2 separate regions of the Homo sapiens genome follow, and region 2 is linked to region 1. The links are chromatin loops, found by intact Hi-C in ENCODE. Cell type or tissue: GM12878. All regions are shown on one strand.

The links. Peaks named below come from ENCODE experiments on the same cell type or tissue, not always from the same donor. Only the 100,000 strongest peaks of a DNase experiment are listed, where the experiment ranks them.
Region 2: a loop joins it to region 1, with 5 times the contacts of the local background. A loop is called at or near these places in 3 of 110 quality-filtered maps.

Annotation. Positions count from the first base shown.
Region 1 is chr20:15,653,356-15,655,855 of GRCh38, forward strand. The region is part of intron 8 of MACROD2 (mono-ADP ribosylhydrolase 2); the gene reads left to right. Among named protein-coding and RNA genes, the nearest start is that of MACROD2-AS1, 730 kb to the left of the region's middle. In GM12878, a CTCF peak has its summit at 976 (motif pointing left); a DNase peak (open chromatin) is centred at 986.
Region 2 is chr20:15,267,156-15,269,655 of GRCh38, forward strand. The region is part of intron 6 of MACROD2 (mono-ADP ribosylhydrolase 2); the gene reads left to right. Among named protein-coding and RNA genes, the nearest start is that of MACROD2-AS1, 340 kb to the left of the region's middle. In GM12878, no CTCF peak of the experiment used is centred here; a DNase peak (open chromatin) is centred at 963.

The DNA of each region.
Region 1 (2,500 bases):
ATGTGACTAAAGTCAAACGTGCCATGTCAACAAGTATGGGCAGAATCAGCTGTCGTGCAGTAGATGAATATTTTGGCTATATGCAAGATCAGTGGAGCATCAATCACTCAGTCTGAATGTGCAGCAATTAGATTCAGTTAGGTTAATCTGTTACTGGATTCCACCATTCCAACATCTGGTTGGCTCAGTCATAAAAGTGTTTATTATCTCCGTAAGTCAGTCTAAACTCATAGTAGGCTGCCACTTGGAGCTTCTGCAGTGATAGGACACCAGCATTCTTTCCCTCAGTGGCCTATGACTGCTGTTGGTCAGGTGTCTACAGTGACTTCAAGATGATTCCACATCCTTGAATCATTTCTCAACACTTACCAGTGCACTGGGTTGTTGGGATATAAACACAGGAACCCACAAACAAGACATCCTCTTTCTGGGACTGACTATAAATCCCTATCCCGTATTCATACTGGAAAACTGGTAAGACCTTGTAACCCTCAGCATTCTTTTGCTATCTGAGAATTAGGGGCTGGAATTTAGGCCAGCTCTTTTCTAGGCTTTCTTGATTTTTCCACTCCAATGGAAGAAAAGCAGAGGAGGAAGCAAGCAGGAAGACATGGAAAAGAGGACAAGATCTATGTCCCTCCGACTAGGGCAGAGTTTGGATAAGCATCCCATTCCAGCCCTATTCTCTGGTTACCTTGCGCTTTTCATGGTTGACAGGATGGGAACCCTCCCAAACAGCAGGCTGCGCCGGCCCTAACTTATGTGACCGGTTGTAAAGGAGAAAAGGCTAAATCAATAGGGTTATAAAAGCACATACCATGCAGAAGTTCAGAGAAAGCAACAAGGAAGAACCTGAAAAGTCAAGAGCATCACCATTATCAGAGAAGTTTCACTTCTAACCCCATTTACTTAGCATACTGAGCTCCACCTTTACCATAGTGACCTCCTGGTAAGTGGGTGCCAGGAGCTCCCCCTAGAGTTTAAAATGTGCCATTGTCAATACCTCTTAACAGCCTGGGGGAAAATGCTTGTCTGGCAGGCATAAGGCCCAGAGGAGATGGGAGTTCAGAAGTCTACGTATTAGGTTGGTGCAAAAGTAATTGCGGCTTTTGCCATTCATTTTGCACCAAGCTAATACACAATTACAAGCCAAAGTAGATATCTCTCCCTCTTCCCTAAGCACCCCTCCACTTGAAGTGATTTTGCCCACACCACATTTGAACAAACTCAAACTGCCCCCTTCAAAATGATGGGATGGGGGAGTGGGGAAATGGTTAAGTCTGTCAGCTAAGCTGTCCCAGAGTTCTCAGAGTCAGAATGGAGACGATTGCTTTGGTATCTGTTTGATGGCACACAAGGAAGAAAAGGCAGCTACACATCTTTCTCTTGCCCTTTGGCAGCAGATCACAAATGTCACAGCTTGGGAGGGTGCCAATTAGTGCCCCTTGTATCCTAAATAACCTGCCACAGAAATAAAATACCAAGCAGTCCTTGCTTTGTCCTTGTGAGTTGGGGCCCATGCTTTCCCCCATATAGAGTATCTAATTTTGAAAATGTCACTGTAGATATCGGCACACAGTGATTCTACAGCTGGAGAGATGAAGGTGGAGGCCGCATATGATTTGAGTCACCATGCTTCTCCACGGACTGCACTAAGTCTCGTCTATAGGACTCAAGTTAGGTAGCAGTTCATAGAAATGGCATGAGGTCAGATAAAGTAAACGATTTCAATCACACTTGAAAAATACAATGTGTGTGTGTGTATGTGTGTGCGTGTGTGTGTTGTGTGTATGTATGTGTGTGTGTGTAAAACACATTCTCAAAAAGGGGGTGATAGTATAATACTTAGATGTGAAAAAGGACAACTCTGATAATTGTAGAAAATTACCTTGGTATGTGCATATATACCTTTTGAAAATAGAGATGTTTAGGCATTTTATATTCATTTTTTAGAGTTCCACTTTTTTTTTTTTTTTTTTAACATTCTCTTCTCTTTCTCTGTTGATTTACCGATAGAATATGTGTGTGTCAGGACACTTGGCAAGATAGAGACAGCTGGAAGTAATAGAGCCAAGCTCTGTTTGAAAAGCTGAATTTTCACAAGTGGTTTGGGGTTTAGGTGTGGGGAGCAGAAATCCTGGGCTTCGGAATAACTTTTGAAAAGTTGCTCCCTTGACGTAAAGATTTGAAAGAAGTAATTCACAGCCTGCCTTGCACTTTTTAAAAGTTGTGTAACATTACGCCACCTACCACAAAAGAAAAAATGTATATAGGAAAAGACACGTCAACATTATTTCGAATGATGTATTTTTAATGTCATAACTTTCTATTATTATTTAATCTGTCAAGGAAAACATATACTGGAAACATTTGAGAATCCTCCCTCCCTGCCACCTTTGCAACACACACATGTCCACACGCACTTTTCTTTGCCAAAAGTAAGAAGCTGGGGTCTGGAAGGCTTGCTCCTGAATATGGTGTATATCTTATGTAAATAAAA
Region 2 (2,500 bases), 390 kb before region 1:
GTCATTCCATCCCCCTCTCCTCTGCATCCCCACTCCAACTTGGCCAACCCCTAATAACTTTGCTTCAGAGGTCACCTCTCTCCAGAAGACTTTCCCAAGTCTCACCAGCGCTTACCTCCCTACCCCCAGGGAAGGGTCCCCCAGAGGTCTCTGCTCAAATCTGGAAGGGTGTTTCTCACAGGCCATTATAATTTGTTCTTTGCTTCTCTGCCTTCTGCACCAGACTGCTCAATTTCTGGAGGATAGGGACAGTGCCTTGTCTACCTTTGTGTCCCCAGAGCCTGGCATGCACACTGGCACAAGATAGGAGCTCAAAACCTTTGTCTCCCCAGAGTCTGGCATGCAAGCTGGCACAAAATAGGAGCCCAAAACCTTTGTCCAAGATATTGAATAAACATGGGATGGCGTCAGACATTCACTAAGCATGCCCCAGCCTCTGACTCAACCCCCAGGTAGAGACCACTATCCTGTCACTCTCCTCATCTCCCCTCAACAGATTTCTAGGCTTTTCTTGCTCAGATTTGAAAACTAGGTAGAAAACTGTCTCACTGAGACAGCCAAGTAAAAATGGCTCCCCAGAGAACTTCCGACTGACCTGAGCACTGGGAGGATGGGACGGGGCCTTGGGAAGTTCCTGCCAGTTGCGGAGGTGGGGAGGAGCCTGGCCTCTCCGGTTCCTGGGTGGACCTGGGATTCAATCAGTGAGATGGGGGCCTGTGAACAGGAATCTTTCTCGCTTTGCTGAGAGTTTTGTTTGTTTGTTTGTTTTGTTTTGTTTGGCCCAATAAATTCTGTTTTTCTCACCCTTCTGTGTGTCCACGAACCTAATCTTTCCTGGTCATGTGACAAGAACCCAGTTTTTAGCTGAACTGAGGAGAAAGTCCTAACAACATCAGTAGGTGGCAGATGAGTGTGAAAAGTTAGTGAGTGAAATCAGAATAATATATATTCAAGAGAGGAGAGAGGAAGAGAAAGAGAGGAAGAAGCTGAGGTTTGACAAGAGAGAGGGGAGAGTTTTAGTTTCTTTTGAGTTGATTTGCTTGGTTTGAGAACAGGTGTTCAAGATTAGTGCAGGATTTCAGAAATTGTAGCAGAGAAAAAAAGAAATGGAAAAGAAGTTGACTGTTGAGACTTATGATCTTGTTGATACCCAAGAAGCATCATTTCTGAATTGGAATTCTTTCAGATTAAAGTTTTATTTAAAAATAGATTGAGGGCCAGCGCAGTGGCTCACGCCTGTAATCCCAGAACTTTGGGAGGCCGAGGTGGGTGGATCATGAGGTCAGGAGTTCAAGACCCAGCCTGGCCAAGATGGTGAAACCCTGTCTCTACTAAAAATATTTTAAAAATTAGCCAGGTGTGGTCGTGGGCGCCTGTAATCCTAGCTACTCAGGAGGCTGAGGCAGAGGATTGCTTGAACCCGAAAGGCAGAGGTTGCAGTGGGCTGAGATTGCGCCACTGCACTCCAGCCTGGGTGACAGAGCGAGACTCATCTCAAAATACATAAATAAATAAATTGAAATTCCCTTCCCTTTTTCCTTACTGGCTTTGAACTGTGTTTATTTGTGTGAGTACAGAGATCAGACTATGAGAATCATGGACTCTTTCAAGAGTTATGAATAAATAAATGAGTTAACTAATGAACAAATAAATGCATGATTGACCTTCCTTCCTTCAGAGTCATGGCTGCAGTCTCCACCCATGAACTCCCCACGGGAAAAAAAACAGTCTTCTCCCCAGACTTTGGGGAATATGAAGCAGCCAACCATGAAAAAGTTGATAACTTTTCTCTTTCTGCAATTTGTCTTCTCAAAAGAGGAATGCCATCTGAATTAGCTCCCTTAACACTTCAGAGCCACAGCATCTTCTGAATAGCTGGCACAATTTTCAGCAACATTCATTTCAAATCCTGTTGACTGAACATGTGGTTCAGATGAGAGCTTATTATATATTGTTAAATGATTTCATTGGATTATAAATCACTGCCTTCACAATTCTCTGTGGGACACACATGGAATTCTGGTTAAAAGATGTTCAATATTGTAACCCTCCAGAGAGAGGCTTCCCATGACCCTTCCTCATGCAGATGATATGGTTAAGCATGCATGGCCAGGCTGGCCTGCCCAACGTGGCTTGGATGAGGTTTCTCTTCCCGAACTTGAGCAAGGTTTTCCCTTAGTACTTGACCTTGTATCATCCTCTCTTGGCCTTCAGTCCACCCATTCCTTAGCTGTCCCTTCACCTTGCTGACCCACCATCTCGCTATGGCTCCCTTGCAGCTGATTATGTCTTGTCCCTAACTGAAAAATAGAAACTAAATACATTTTGAAGGAAAATGGCTAACTACTGATAAATACTGCTTTGCCATTAGGGGAATTCTTGAGTAAGATGATAGTCAGCAGTGAATAGTCAGTGAAAAGATTATCATCTCTTCTGCAAATTGTCCCTGGTGGAGATTTGATTATATGCTTAGGGGCCACCTTCCTGTCTTTTAGAATTT